2 separate regions of the Mus musculus genome follow, and region 2 is linked to region 1. Evidence: chromatin loops called from intact Hi-C (ENCODE). Cell type or tissue: heart. All regions are shown on one strand.

Region 1 (8,000 bases):
TTCGAAGACATCGAATATGTTTTCCTTGCATTTCCACAACTTCAGAAGAATCCTGTCAAAGCCTCCAGTTCTTAGTCACTCATTTTGCCATTTAAACACTCATTTTGCAGGCGGATGATCTCAGAATGCTTATTTTTTAATTATGGACCTAATCGTACTTGAGCCATAAAGCTACTAAATGATCCCCTTTTGAAAGTCAATTATGCATATAACTGTACTGTTATCATCATCAACTGTACTAATATCAGCATCAGTTGCTCCTTGTAAAATTCCAAAGCAGATTGCTCTGATACAACCAACCTAACCAGAGGTCTGTGTCTGAAATCAATTTACAGTTGTCCACATCGGCTGACTATTGAAAGTGTTTAAATTAATCTGGGTTATCATTTAGCACATGTACAACAATGTGGCTTCCTCCGATCTTTTTCCATTAGGCAGTCTAGAAAGAAACCATCGGCAGAAAGAATCCCATTACAGAGCATTAGAAAGCACAGTCTAAGCCACTCCGGGAAAAGTGAATTGAGTGTTACCAGAAGAAAATTATATAAAATATAAAAATGAATAATTTTCAGCTAAATAAAGTAAAAATGAAGAGAGATGGTCTGCATTCATATTCTGAAGAGGTGTGCGGTGGTACTAGGATCTCAGCCATTCTTCTAACACATCATTAGCACCAAGGCAGAAACTCACCCACAGTGGTAGAAGTGCTAACTTTCAATGTTGACTTGCTGTTTCTCAAAACTAGCCAATGAGCAAAATTTATACTAGGAACATTCAACACACACACACACACACACACACACACATTCTGTAATCACCTATTCTTTTAATGAATAAGAGTAAGTTATAATGTTATAAAAATCTCCAGAGTAGTTTCCATTTAACACTTGCAGAAGTATTGAGTCCTGTGTTTTGTAGCATAAAAAATCCTGGCTTGGCCCCGGCATAGTCTCACAAGAGACTCCTATATCAGGGTCCTTTCAGCAAAATCTTGCTAGTGTATGCAATGGTGTCAGAGTTTGGAAGCTGATTGTGGGGAAGTGGATGCTCACAGTCAGCTATTGGATGGATCACAGGGCCCCCAATGGAGGAGCTAGAGCAAGTACCCAAGGAGCTGGGGGGAATCTGCTACCCTATAGGTGGAGCAACAATATGAACTAACCAGTACCCCCCGGGAGCTCGTGTCTCTAGCTGCATATGTATCAGAAGATGGCCTAGTCGGCCATCAGTGGAAAGAGAGGCCCATTGGTTGTACAAACTTTATATGCCTCAGTACAGGGGAACTTGGCCAGAGCCAAGAAGTGGGAGTGGGTGGGTGGGGGAGTCGGTGGGGGAGGGTGTGTGGGACTTTTGGGATAGCATTGGAAATGTAAATGAAATAAATACCTAAAAAAAAATAAAACTCATGGCTTGCTTGCACTTCCTCATGTTCTACAATATCCACTAGACAACAGAGATGCCGGCCTTTCACCTGAGCATAGTCACTGAGGAACCTGGAACTCTGACTCTACCATGTTGTGTTGAGTTAACTGTATCTGATGCATCCTTTGTGCTACTGAAGCCAAGTGCATCATAGCATGTTCAAAGAAATAAAAGCCAAGCTATTGGATTCAGAGTCTTCAGTAATGTGAGGAATTTCAGTACATATTTTTATTATCTTTTAAAATAAACAAGCAGGGCTATTCAGTTGTTTCGACAATTCTGGTTATAGGTTACACTGTGTGTGTCCTCACAAAATTTATGTTTAATCTATTTTCCTCACGGCTCTGATTTTATAACAACTGGGTTGTTGAAGATGTAATGAAGCGACGATGAACCCAAACTGCAGAACACTGGGCTCCAAGGTGACCTGTCTGGGGACATTTGGAGACAGAAACACACATGGAAAATACCATACGAAGAGAAAAACAGACCAGGAAAACATTTCTACAAGAAACGGGAGGAGAGGCAGTCAATGAGCCCTTCCTCCCAGCCTTTGAAGGAGCTGACCTGACCTTGTAAGCATAGAGATCTTGAATTTCTACTCTGTCAAACTGCAAACCTGTTTCTGTTGTTGAAGCCACTCAGCTTGCAACATTCAGATTAATTCATATCAGATAGTGTGCAGAATAAAGTGTGTATCTCTACTACTGACTTCGTAAGGCAGCCTTTAAAAAAAAAGTGGGCAAGTATGTGGGTGGGGTGGGGGTATATTCTCCTCAGGCACATAAAAGGCATCTATTTTTAAAGTCCTGAGGTGCAGTGGGAGAGATGGCTCAGCGGGTACTTATTTGTTATACAAACATTAGAGCCTGAGTTCAAATCCCCAGCACCCACAGAAATGCTGGGCATAGCAGCACACATCTGCACTCCCAGTGCTCGAGTTAGGAGAGACAGATAGATGCCAGAAGCTTCCTCTGCCTTTATATGCACACATTTAGTGCATGTGTGCCTGGATGTATATACACAGTTCATACTCACACTCTCGCACATGCACACACACACACATGCATGTGTTATTACTACAAACATATCATAGAAACATATTCTTATTCTATTATAAGCAGTCTAAATATTTAGATTTAGCCCAAAGTGTTCAGCAGTGTTCCATGAGTGCACGTCCACAGGTAGAAATGTAGTTAGTGAAACTGAAGAAATGATTTTTTTTTTTTTTTCGAGACAGGGTTTCTCTGTGTAGCCCTGGCTGTCCTGGAACTCACTTTGTAGACCAGGCTGGCCTTGAACTCAGAAATCCACCTGCCTCTGCCTCCTGAGCGCTGGGTGTGCACCACCGCCCGGCTTAAGAAATGAAATTTTAAGTACTCACTTTGTAGACCAGGCTGGCCTTGAACTCAGAAATCCGCCTGCCTCTGCCTCCTGAGCGCTGGGTGTGCACCACCGCCCGGCTTAAGAAATGAAAATTTAAGTACTCAATCTAATTTAATGAAAATAATCACGCATAGCCAGTGGCTACTGTAACTTTCAGCAAAACTTTAATTAACTTGTGTGTGTGTGTGTGTTGTGTGTGCCTCATTTTAGGTGTATACATGTGTGTGCAGGAGCCTATAGAGATCAGAGGAGGTGCCATATCCCTTGGAACTAGAGTTAAAGGTGGAGTTATAGTTTTTAGACACAAAGTGAGCGTTAGGAGCTAAACCCCAGTTCTCTGTAAGAGCAGTAAGTAATGTTTTTAACCATTTCACTGAGCCATCTCTGTAGCCCAGCTTACAGATAAACTTTACATTTTAACTTGAGAATGGTATCCCATTACTCACTGTGAAACACCTAAGGACAAAGGAACATAAAAATTCCTACGAAAGAGCAACTGAGTCCTGGAAGAATGCACAATAAGTGAATTTGGGGGGCACCAAATGATTGATTTTTAAACCCAGTAAAATGTTTCAGCAAACTAAAACTGAGATTACCGGTTACTACCAGCAGGGGGAACCAGAGAGCGGCTCACATAATTTTCTCAGGAGAGTTTTGTCTCTCTTACATCAAGGCCCTAAACCAGTCTGCCCAGGCTTCCCGCACAGAACCCGTTAGCTGCATGATCTGCACGTGCCTATTTTCAAGAGCTCTAGAAGAGCACAATAGGATCCGGCTGTAGGCGTTAAAGTGTAAAATCTAATTAATGAGAGTGATTATTAAAAAAAAAGATAAAATTCAATTAATGAACTAGGTCTTTCTCAATCCTGTTTGTTGAAATATGGTTACTGTGATTTTTCACTTTTTAAAAAATCATGTATCAGAGATAAAAGAAAAATGAGGTCTAATGATATACACAAAAAGTGGAAATTTAATCAGCATAGTGTTGAAGAGTGTTTTGGGACGTTTGTCCGGGATATGATGCCCACGCATGGTCTTACCTCTTGGTAAAGGTCACTGAGATCTTCCTGGTGAGCCTGCTTGGAGCACCCTGGGAACTCCCTGACACAGCAGGAGTCGGGAGGCCAGTCCATTTCTGTCATTTCCAACCAGTCAGTGAAGTACACCACTCCACAGCACTTAAACTAGAACAGAATCACCAGTCACACTTAGAAACGACACAGAACAGCTTCTGTTTAACCTAATAGAATTGAGAGAGCTGATGTCTTAAATGTTTGGACTGAGTTAAACGTCCCTCATCAGCCGGAGATGTCTGTGCATTCTATCTTGGGGATGAAAACATCATACAGGAACAGCAAACTCACCATTCCATAATGGAACAGTTCTGACCTGTGACACCCACCCCTCCTAAAAGCAAGTCGGTGTCACAGTCTCCAACTTCAAGATGTTTTGCAGATGATCACAGCGATGAAAGAATTGTCAACCACACTTACAAATTCAATAGCTAGTCTTTCATTATCATTAACTTCTAGTCAGCAGAGAGTAGCTAACCATTTTGCTTATTATCTATTCACTAGTATAACTAAAAATTCAACTATTGTGATGAAAGTTTCCACAAATTCCATGGAAATAAAAAAACCAAAAACTTGTTGACTGAAACTCACATCTCAAAGGTAGCCAGCCATCTTGGTTTCCTTAATCAAGGCAAAAATTCTGTAAATAGATATTTGTTTGACTTATTATTACCCAGGAGAGTGAGGTTCCTGATAAGCTAGCATATTATATCATTATAATCTCAGAAAAATAATGGCATGCCTAGCTTGAATGTAGCTGAACTTAAGAATGCGAGCTTGTCTGGCGCTAAGCCTTGTTAAGAACACTTTCAGTTGTGCTTCACCAAAGATTGTCAGAAACGCTGATGAAGGCTTACAAACAGGGCTTGAAGGCATGTGCAGCCTGGATTTAGAAAAAGCAACTGTGATCAGGACAGCTTTGCCCTTGGATAACAGAGAAATCCTCTTCTAGACAGTCGGAAGGAAGGAATATGGGCAGTCACGGAGAAGAACCCTGCCAAGAGGGATGGTTATGCAAATTACTTCGCCCAGGAGACCAATCCGTGCTCAAGATTAACACGGAATCATAAAATATCACAATCCAGCGCCATTTCAAAGCTTAACCAAAACCAACTTGGAAGGATTCCGAATTCCTCATGCAACAGCAAGCGAGGAAAATGCTCAGTGTACTTGGGACATTTCCACTCACTTGCCTGAAACGCTTATGATTTAAAGAGCTTATGATTTAAATATAAAGCGGCATCACAAAAGCACCTTGAGTGATAAGCTCTTAATACTAAGAGTTTTGAGAAACTTATAAGACATTTTCCGTAGTGTTTAGAAAGCGTGGGTGTATCACAAACGTCACAACTACGCAACATCGTAGCACCACAAGGTTAGCATAAACGTCAGAGATTCTGACACAAAGTATTGGGAGTCCTGAAAATAAAGCGCATCTTTAAAGACTCCACTTCCTAAATATTTTAAATGATCGCATTTTGAGGTCACTATTTTAAAAGTCTTTTACCCAGAGAAAACTGTCTTTCCCCATTTCTTAGAGGGGCAAGCCTTTCTAAGCGGCAAGCCAGGGCCATTCTCAGAGCACCCTACTTCCAGTCACAATGGAGCAGCCCATTTATCTGGCTCTGTCAGGAAATGAAGACTTCCATAGCAGTGGCTTTTCCAAATAACTTGAACATGCTGTGTTCAGTGCCAACATTGTTAAAGAGCTGCTGACATCCGTTCTTTCCTACGGAGTTGTTTCAGAGCCTATCCACAGAGGGCTGTGGATCTGTACGAAGGCTTTCTGAACCTCCTGAAGGTGAGTGAACTCAGTATTACACCAGCTCAAGTCTGTGCTCTGTCACTACCTGCCAAGAAGACAACAGGTTCATTTCAAGGTAGCTCTGCTCCAAGCTGATGCTATGTTAAGCTCTAGAAAACACAATAGAATCATTATTTTTATTTATTTATTTATTTATTTTTTGGTCTTCGTTCTTCTTGAGTTTCATGCGTTTAGCAAATTGTATCTTATATCTTGGGTATCCTAAGTTTCTGGGCTAATATCCACTTATCAGTGAGTACATATTGTGTGAGTTCCTTTGTGATTGGGTTACCTCACTCAGGATGATGCCCTCCAGGTCCATCCATTTGCCTAGGAATTTCATAAATTCATAGAATCATTATTTTTACATATAAATAAACTGAGCCCCTCAATAGGTGAAGGGACTTTCTGATCAGTCAGAAAATGGCAGCAACTATGATTCCAAAGCTTACACAAGCGCTACCATTAGATATATATGTTTTTATTGAAAAATTATGTTTAAAATAAGGTATTAGGGAGCGTCACTAAGAATTATGCAAGATCCATTCAGTTACAGCCCACGTGCAGGACCACAACAAATGAGTTCCAAAGGTGTGTTTATTGTAGAGGAGAAAAATTGTCCTAGGCTGAGTTGTCTCTCCCATTCTAAATTTTTATGTTAAAATTCTAACCCCTGTACTTATGAGATTGTTCATGTCAAGAGAGCCACTGGAAAGGTAAGTAATCTAAAATAAGGTCAACAGCATGGGCTTAATCAGGTATGAATGATATCCTTATAGGAAGAGGAAATTAAACATGGACACATATAAAGACAAGACAATGGGAGGACATGGGACGAAGGCTTTTACATGCCAAAGGAAGAGGCTTCAAAGAGCATCAATACTGACACTCTTGAACATTCGGCCTCCAGAAGAGTGAACAGACACTTGTCCTGAGTGACCGCACGTGTGATACTTCAGTGTGGCAGTCCTGCCAGACTAATAAAGGGCTTTGAATGCCTTCTGGATATTTGGACGGATTCGCCACTCTTTTTATGCAAACTAGAATTGTGAGGTAAGAGAGAATATTTCAAGTGAAGCCAGGATATAGCATTTGTAGCACTTGTTTATGGTCCATGGAGGTGGAGCCCTGAAAGAAGGAAAAAGGGTTCGCTATTTCTCAACCTGGGTTACCACAGTTTGCATTCTAAGTTCCAGAAAAATAAAGATTCTGGGAGCTCTAGCAGGGGCAGTTCCTGAACACAGCCTTCTATAAATGCCCTGGTGCTTTACACGTCTTTTCACGGGGTTGTTTTCAGTCTAATTGTGCAACAAACAAACAAAGTCAGGAAGCAACGGAATATCAGGAAATCTGTGTGACACTGATAATTTCGCCATCTCAGCAAGAGTGGCACAAAGCCAGGTTTGGAGACTGCCCTAGACTTGAACCTCTGCCGTGGGCATAGGCACAGCAGAATGAGTAGCTAGCTGGCTATCTAGTGAGATACTCCTTCCCAAACACGTCCTGGTCCAGAGCTTGAGAACGGAAGGCAAGCTAAGATGCTTAACTTAGTCTCCGAGGGACGCCATTCCATTCACAAGGAAAAAAACTTAGGAGAACTGGTCTGAGGCAAAATCGATGATTAATCTCAAGTCACTAGATTTCCACTTGAGATTCTTGGATGAAATGTAAAACAGTTTGGAACAAAAGAATGTCATGCAATGTCACTATTAATAAGCATATGATAAATGAGACCAAGTTGATGATTCCATTCACTCTTCTCGACACTCCATGAAGTGAGCATCTGTATTGGTCCTATTTCGTAGGCATGGAAACTGAGGCTTACGAGATAAGGGAACTGATACTAGGTAGCAGAGCTAGCATTTGAATCAAGGACATCCTGACTTTTAAAAAAAATGTTTATACTAGCTAAATTCCCAATGGGGGGAAAAAACTTTTAAAATGTTAAAGTGATGTTTAAAACATAGGACATGGGTATCTCTAAAAATAGAAAATTATCATAAAAGAGAAAGATCTAAGTAAAACTTTAGATATTTATTAAATAAGTCATTAAATAGAAACTTGAGAGTAGCTCACCCGCACTTCTAAACAAGCTCATGTAGGCCAGAAGAAATGAGGAGGAGAGATGTATGTGAGACGAAAAGACACACATGGAGTGACTCAAGGCATGCTGGGAAAAACCTGCACCAATGGTCTACATAGACTTGAGTGACTCAAGGCATGCTGGAGAAAAAAAAACTGTCCCAGTGATGTCTACACAGGCTTGAGTGACTCAAGGCATGCTGGAGAAAAAACAAAACAAAACGAAACAAAAC
Region 2 (8,000 bases), 190 kb after region 1:
AATATCTGCATGCAGAGCTTTGTTTAGAAGGCCTAATAAGGTGCCTCTGTCTATGCTAGAGTAGTGTAGCAGCTGCCTCCTACGGGGCAAAGGATGAGGGAAGAAGGTAGCCCACACATTTTCTATTCAACTTTGTATATATTTTGCACTGCAGAGAAGAATCACATGACCTTTGCAGGTGATTTCAAGGAGATTTGGTTCTACATGTTTACAATTAAAATTGGTTAAAAAAAAATAGCTTCACTGTCACATTTATCTCATCCTGATGGCTTCTATGATCTGTCCATTAAGAAACTTCTTGGATGCCTAAGGTTTGTTCATGAAGACCAAATTAATTTCAATTTGGAAATTACTAAAGCCATCTTTCACCTGTAGCTAATACTTTCCCAACTTTATTTTAAAGGTTCCCCATTAGGATACAAAGTTCATATTTTGCCCAAGTGGCAGCTGAAAGTATTAAGACTCTTCAGGGCCAGTTGAGAAATGCCTGGGATTTCGAAGCTTTCTTAACACTTCCTGAAAGATATGTATTCCCTATTTTGTTTCTCAAGGACACATGGCTTATCTTCACTTCAGCTGTGTGTGTCAGCTCATTTCCTTTTCCTCCTTGGCTTATTGATAAGGTACATTTTCCATGTCACCAGGCCCAGGCCAATACAATGACATGCTAATCTGAAGCTCTCCTCCTAAGAGATAACCAGTTCTTTCTTGTTCCTCTTGTGCTAATAAGTTGTAGAGACCCTCAGTGGATATCTAAGAGTCTGTGAGGTCATCAAAAGTCTTAAGGAAACTGAGAAGTAATAGAAAGTTGACATGTGAGCTTTACTACATTAGACCACTAAGATTTTGAAGCTGATAAGTCATCCTGCTTGGACCAGTTTTATCGGTGTGTCATACCCTAGTCATTTATAGTATCTGTCACATGTCTTCTGTTTTCCATAGTGTCTAGGATACCTTTGAACAGATTTAATTAATACATGACTCATGATTTAAAACTACCAACTCGTATTTAGAGTTTATTGGGAAAATTCAAGACAGAGCACAGCATAAGAAATGATAAGAGCTGAGAAGGCAGTCTGATTTTTATCGGACCACTTACTGCTAACAGCATTCCCAAGATTTGACGTGGGACACCACCGTGAGTAGTTGCAACCAGATTTTACACTATCACAATCAAGGACCTTCTTGTAGAGAAAAGCTATTCCCTGACATAAGCCAGCAGGGCTCGGAAGACTGCATCAGAGAGGTTGTTCCTATTGAAAGGTGTTACAGAAACAAAACTTTTGGATCACCAGGTGACCTTTGAGGCCATCTATTGATCGTGGTGCCCCTGGTTTATGATGAAGTTGAAATTCAGAGAATCCCTGGTCCAGCACTGAAATCTTTTTACACATATTTTTATCTGCACATGGTTTTAAAAATCAATACCTTAAAATGCAGTTTTCATAAGCTGGGCAATTGGAAAACTGAAATAAGAGGTCCATAGCGAGCTCTTGGTCTCCATGGGCCACATAGTGAGGCCTTGTCCCCAAAACCAACCAAACAGAAAACAAAAAACAAACAAAACCCAAGGATTGTGGGTAGGTGTGTGGTAGAATGCTTACCTACTATGTCCAAGGCTCTGAGTTTGATTCCCAAACAATAAGCCTTCATTGAATATTTGAGTCAAACTCAAGTACCTCAAGTGCATACCAAAACCAAAAGTAGCTATATGTGTCATAAAAAGATCATATTTTATATGTTGGAAAGAACACTGAAGGTTTTTGTTTTGTGGAAGATTGTTCTATGTTGTACAACATTGATATTAGAGTACATGTTTGCCACTCTCTCCTCACAATGCTGCTAAATGCCTACTTTTAAAGAAGTGTGTGTGTGTGTGTGTGTGTGTGTGTGTGTGTGTGTGTGTAAAGGTTACTTTATGAACTAGATCACAAAAGCATCTGGTTTGAAACAATGCCAAAACCCCAGGTTCACAATTGTACTACAGATATGCCCTCCCACTCCCACCACTGAGCCAATATGGTCTCTGTCTTTATTGTTTCCTGTATAGACTCCAATCTAACTCTGCCTAGCCTCCCACTCAAATATAACTCATATAGAAAGAAGACAAAGAACTCAATGGCAAAAAACAAAACAATTCCATTGGGAAAAAAATGGTTGCATTTAGACATTTGTCAAAAGAAGAGGTCAAATCACTTGTTAGCATCTAGAAGAGTGATCAGCTTCTCTAATGCCAGGAAGACACAAATCAAAACCATAGCAAGATGCCACCTCACCCCATTTAGGATGGTCATGGTACAAGGCCAAAATGGCAAGAACGGTAAGAATGTGGAGTGTTGGTGACCATGTAAGTTACTACAGCTAGTGGGGAAAAGGGCTGCAGATGTGTCAAAACTTTGAAAATAGAACTACTATCAGTCACTCAGTGCCATTGCTGGGCACAGAATCAAGGATACAAGACAATGTGTTTAAAGGACATCCGCACTCTTGTTCACAGCATTAGTTAAAACAGCCAAGGATAGAAATGACTACTGTGTTCTTCAGCTGGTGAGTGAAGACAATGAGCTATGCTTACATCATTTTATTCCAATAAAAGAAGAGAATGAGATCCTGTTATTTCCAACAATGTGGGTAGAATTGGAGATCATTATGCTAGGTGGGAAAGGACGAGTATAAAAAGTAAAGCCCATATGATCCCATTTGTGAGGAACCTAAAGGCAAAATTCTTAATGTTTTTACCCCAAAGAAATGATAAGCATTGAGTCATTATATATGTTTAGGCTGACTTGTAAATAACATGCTACATGCATGTATAGAAACATTGCAGGGTGCTGCGTTAATATGTCCAATATCTCTATCTTTATCTAGCCATCAAAACTGTGACTTTGAGAACACAATATTTGATCGTCAGGCATGACTAAAGCCATCCTCTCAAACCGTCTGTTCCCCTTCATCACAAAGAATAATGGAAAGAGAACAATTAGGGACAGAGTTTGTATCTGCTTCTTTTGTGTTCCCCGTGGCTCACCATTTCCATGATCTGCTCACGAGTCCGACACCTCACCACATTCTAAGCTCTGCTCGGACTGAGCCTGAGGATCTAGCACCTAACAGATGTGCATCCGCTCTCATCCACCTGCCAGCTGTTCAGGATGCTTAGGTGCCTTCCATGGACCATCTCACCTGGGCCATCAGTACTCGGAGGGGGGACTCTGATCTCACAAATGATGGACTTAGATTTCATATTCCAAAGCATTTATTTCAGGACAGCTTGTAAGAGGTGGTGAGTGTGATGATCTATGTCCGTAGTGGATTGACTCTAACATCTGATGTGGTCCCAGGAGTCTCAGTCCACCGGGAGCTGTGCTTCCTTTGCCACGTTCTTCTTCTAATTAACCCCTTCTTTTTCTAATACTATAACTATTTCTAATATTATTACTACTGTCTTCTGCTCCCTTGGACTCTGTAGTCAAGATAGGGAATTGAGTTCTTCAACTTATCAGAATCCTTTCTAGTTTCCTCTTAGCCAAAAGAAAGCTACAATGTTGTGTAAACTTTTTCTCTTCTGTTGCGTTTCCCTTCTCCCAACCTAAAGGCAATTCTAGTTAGCATCCAATTTACTCTTCTGTAATCTGACTCAGTGACTTAATAATTCCTCCCTCCAAAAAAAGGATTCTTCCTTCCTCAAAACTTGATTTTTTTTTCATAATTCTAGGGTTAATAATTAACAACTACCTATACTGCTCATAACACCCAGTAAACAGCTTTACCATACTCTGGGTCTTATTAACATAGAAACCATTCCAGTTTAGAGGTCTAGTAATTCCTATTGGCCTTCAAAATATATTACATCCACACAAAACCTGTGGCATGCAGCAGTGATGCTCTTTCAATGTCTATATGTGAAAACCAGGTTAATTTTCTCCCATTCCCTTATTTGTCATGGTATTGAAGACTGAATTTATATATTAAATAGTAGTAAAACATTTTATAGACTATATGTAAATAGACTGAGGTAAGTTATTGTTTATTCTATATTGACCTAATTAATTTGTTTTTAAGGTGCAAACTTTCCTTTTCTCTTCTCTTCTTCTTTTTTTGTTTTTTTATTCTGTTCTTTTCTTTTTTATTTTTTCTTTTGTTTTTTTTTCTTTTCTTTTTTGTCCCTCTTCTCTTCTTCCTCCTTTTCCTTCTCTGTCTCTCTGTCTGTGTCTCTGTCTCTGTCTCTCTCTGTGTCTGTCTCTCTCTGTGTCTGTCTCTGTCTCTCTCTGTGTCTGTGTCTCTCCCTCTCCCTCCCCCTCCTCTCTCTCTGCTCATCTATCCCAAGCTGACTCAAGTTTCTTACTAGCAAGAGATGTCCATTTTCTGAATCTTTTGTAGCTGTGAACCTCTAGGGGGCGCTCTTTCTCACAAAATATTAGAGTGTAATCTCTGAGTCTGGAATGGGTTTACTCTAGGGGTGTGGCCTCAAGGGAGAACATCTGCCTATAAGAAGTTTGGTTAGACCTAAAGTATAGAAACCATCTAGGTATTTGAAGAATGTCCCCGTGAGCTTAAACTAGTCGTTCCTAGAGCTGCCAAAGCAAGAACCTGGAGGTTCTCTTCGGTGGTCCCTCATCCTGCTGAGCCAAAAGTGATGCCCGTGAGAGGGTTGGTATGGAATTAAAAAGCCTGCTGGGTACTCCTTTCTCCTGGGCAAAAGTTAGAACTTCAATACCTACTACAGTCAGTTCATTTGAAGAGCTAGGCATCAGACTATTTGCCTCGGAGAACCACAGAGCGGTAATAACGGCGGAAGGACTCTGTTGGAATGGAGAGGGGACTTTTAGTTACACGGAATGTTTCCTCTTCAGTGGTCCAGACTGTCCGGATGACTCTCTTGTCCTCTTAGGCGAGACCACAATTCCCTGGAGTGATAAGCCTCCCGGTTAGCTCAGAGTCGGCCTTCATCTCTTCCTCGACCTTTAGCATCTATTGACTAGAAGCCATTTGTTATTCTGTATTAGGAAAACGCAGTGACACAGAGGATCAGAGATCAAGTATATTTCTAATTCTGCGGGTCTGGATAGGTAGCCACGTTCCAAGTTGGGATATGGGTGCCAACTGCTGTTCCCATGCACATTAGTAGCCTACCCTTTGCTGGGGCAGAAACTTATAACGCGGCTCGGACAGCCCCCAAGGCCAGAAAAAGCCTTAGTTTAGCTCCGCCCCGCTCGGCCTGGGTGGCAGCGATGGCCCAGGTCCTCCGGCTCTCGGCCCTGTGTGCAGCTGGCACGCGCGTGTCTCCGCGAGTCTGCGCGTGTCTGTCCGTGCGTGAGAGTGAGATGAAGCGGAGTCCTACGCCTGGGTGTTTCCTTCCAAGTGATTTTGATCAGCAATCCATTAGGGGATCATGAAAAAAAAAAAATCTGGCTAAAAGGATGAAAACTGAGTAAGTACACAGAACTTTGAACTTGAAACGGAATGAGACCAAACGCAAGCAAAGCCCTGACAGTAACCACATACAGCCAAACTGCTATCCCCCTTTTTTATGTTAAAAGCCGTGAATGCTAGCAGCAAAGTGGCAATTTAAAACTGAACGAAAGGAAGCAGCAGTTCTACAACATAAAAGGCTGGGAGCGGGATGGCTTTAAAACCGGAGGGAAAATGAGAAACTGCTAGGACAACCTGGCCGGCGCCCAGCTGTGCAACAGGCACTTCGCGTTAAATCGACTGCGTCTTCGGCTGGTTTCTGCCTCCAGACCCGCTTTACGGTGCTTTCTTTTTGCCCCAAAAGAGGAGACAAGCTGAACTCCTGACTTTAAGAATGTTGTGGAAGTAAGGCATTACCGGAAGGAACTCTTGGTAGCTGGGGATGCATTCGGATGATTTCTTATAACTATCTTTATTTTGACATCTTAAAAAAAAATCTGGCCAGTCACTTCTTACTGTCCTTCATTTAAGGGCTATTAACCACCTCTGACCGCTGGGTCCTATGAATCTTTGGCATGAACCTTCGGAAAGTTTTCAAGCGGAGATGGGGCGAACTTGATTGGAATTGTGTAAAAAGAAGACAGATGTGTGTTTTTTTCACACTGACAACGTGGCCAGGGGCCAAGTGATCCTGGACTGGTCATGGTCTGTCGACCCGGGTTCCTTTGTCGCCGGCGATTTTGCCCCCGACCTTTCCTGGTGGGTTTGGTGGTGGCGATCTGTCTCTTTTACCAGACCCTGACACTCCGAGGGACTAAGAAGATTGCAGCGGACGTCTCTGGCACTGTCCCACACACACCCTCTCAAACTCAGGCTAGCAGATGTGAAGAAGGATACCGGCAGGACAAACAATGCTTCCTTCTCTCTGCGAGTACCCAGGAAACCAGGAAGGTAAGTCTGAGTTGAGTTTATCCTGGGCGTCTGTGGTCGGCCTCTCTCTCCTTTCTGCAAAACTAAAATTAACTTCCATGTGGTCCGAATGGGAGCCAGAGTGAAAACAGTGCGGAGTGACCCGGTGACTGGGAGAGGTATTACATAAGCTGCCAAACTTCCTAAACCTACTTAAAGAGTTCTGCCCTTTATCCTTTAGAGGCTACCTTCATTGCAGTGAGGGAAAATCGCTTTTAAGATGTTAGAAGTCTACGAGAGCTGAGGATTTACACATCAGAAACAAAAGTCAGTTTTAAAATCTGAAAGAAAGAAAGAAAGAAAGAAAGAAAGAAAGAAAGAAAGAAAAAAGTCCGTATCTCTTTCTTAAATCCAAGAGAATGAATGATAAGACTCCCAAATTCAAGGATTCCTCCAGAGTTCCATGTCAAGACCTGCTAAGTTGATTCTGAGTTGGTGACTATGTTTCCAAACTAATTATTTCGGAAGAATTTAAAAGAATATAGTATCATATGCTTCTTAAAAATACTTGACATGGGGTTTAATTGTTCATAGAATTAGGAGAACACTGGTCCAGTATTGGGTCCATACCTAGACTCTAAGCACTCAGGAGGCGGAGGCAGTAAAATTATGTCACGCTTCAGTCCAGCCTGCTTCACATGAAGAGTTCTGGGCCTGCCTGTGTCAAGTAGTGAGGCTTTTTCTTTTTAAAGTGTGCATTTATGCTTGGTGTGGTGGACTACCTATAATCCTGCACTAGAAAGGCAGAGAAGGGGGCCAGGGGTTCAAGGCCAGCCTGGCTAACTACATTGTAAGCCCAAGTCCAGCCTGAGCTATATTACACAGTTTCATACAAAATAAAGGAAGGAAGGAAGGAAGGAAGGAAGGAAGGCAAAAGAAAAGAAAAGAAAGAAAAAAGAAAGAAAGAAAGGAAGGAAGGAAGGAAGAAAAGAAAAGAAAAGAAAGAATGAAAGGAAGGAAGAAAGGAAGGAAGGAAGGAAAACAAAGAAAGAAAGCAAAGAGTTGGAAACAGATCATTCTGTATTAATACCGAGGGTATAGTTGCACTATTTTTACTTGTGAAGTATAGGGTACAACACAAATCCAGGGAACATAAAATGTCCATTTTACTACTGCACTCTGTTCATGCCTGCCAGACAAATGCAGGCCCCTCATTGTCAAGTATAAAGAAGAAAACTAAAAGAGGTGAAAAACAAATTATTTGGGAAGTCGTGATGGAAAACCCACCGAACTGGGTGGCAAGATACCTTTGGGACCTGCAGGAGGTGCCTTTTATCTATGTAGACTTGGGGGGAGTTTCTGAGCCTGCTTAATAGTACTTGGAGCAGAATTTTATCTTGGGTGGCAGCATGGTTGCTGTTGTCAGTACTGACACCTCGGGGGACACTGTGGTGTTTTTCAGGCTCATAGCTCAGGTAGATAGGTAAGTAGGTAGGAAGCGAGTAGGGTTTCTCTTAAACTCAAGTTGGCTGTCACTGAAGGATGCTCAAGTGATCCACATGGCTAGCAGGATGCCCTGTTGCATCCCAGAGAAATCAGGCTGCTTGGTTTCTACCACAATATATGCTCTAAAGAAAAAACGAACTCGACCATTGGCCTAATCATTTCTGAAGCCACAA

The links. Hi-C counts contacts between places; a loop is a spot of excess contacts. Peaks named below come from ENCODE experiments on the same cell type or tissue, not always from the same donor. Only the 100,000 strongest peaks of a DNase experiment are listed, where the experiment ranks them.
Region 2: it touches region 1 in a loop (2.7-fold over the local background); 5 of 42 quality-filtered maps call a loop at or near these places.

The regions. Positions count from the first base shown.
Region 1 is chr6:21,791,730-21,799,729 of GRCm38, forward strand. Tspan12 (tetraspanin 12) reads right to left here. Exons shown (of 9, transcript NM_173007.4): 8 at 3,849-3,992. Among named protein-coding and RNA genes, the nearest start is that of Gm30270, 57 kb to the right of the region's middle. In heart, CTCF peaks have their summits at 3,417 (motif pointing right) and 5,637; DNase peaks (open chromatin) are centred at 5,582 and 7,092.
Region 2 is chr6:21,980,697-21,988,696 of GRCm38, forward strand. It overlaps Cped1 (cadherin-like and PC-esterase domain containing 1), which reads left to right and starts at 5,214. Exons shown (of 22, transcript NM_001081351.1): 1 at 5,214-6,363. The coding sequence starts at 6,115. In heart, a CTCF peak has its summit at 4,400 (motif pointing right); DNase peaks (open chromatin) are centred at 4,575, 5,225, 5,645 and 6,255; H3K4me3 peaks cover 2,870 bases; H3K27ac peaks cover 2,026 bases.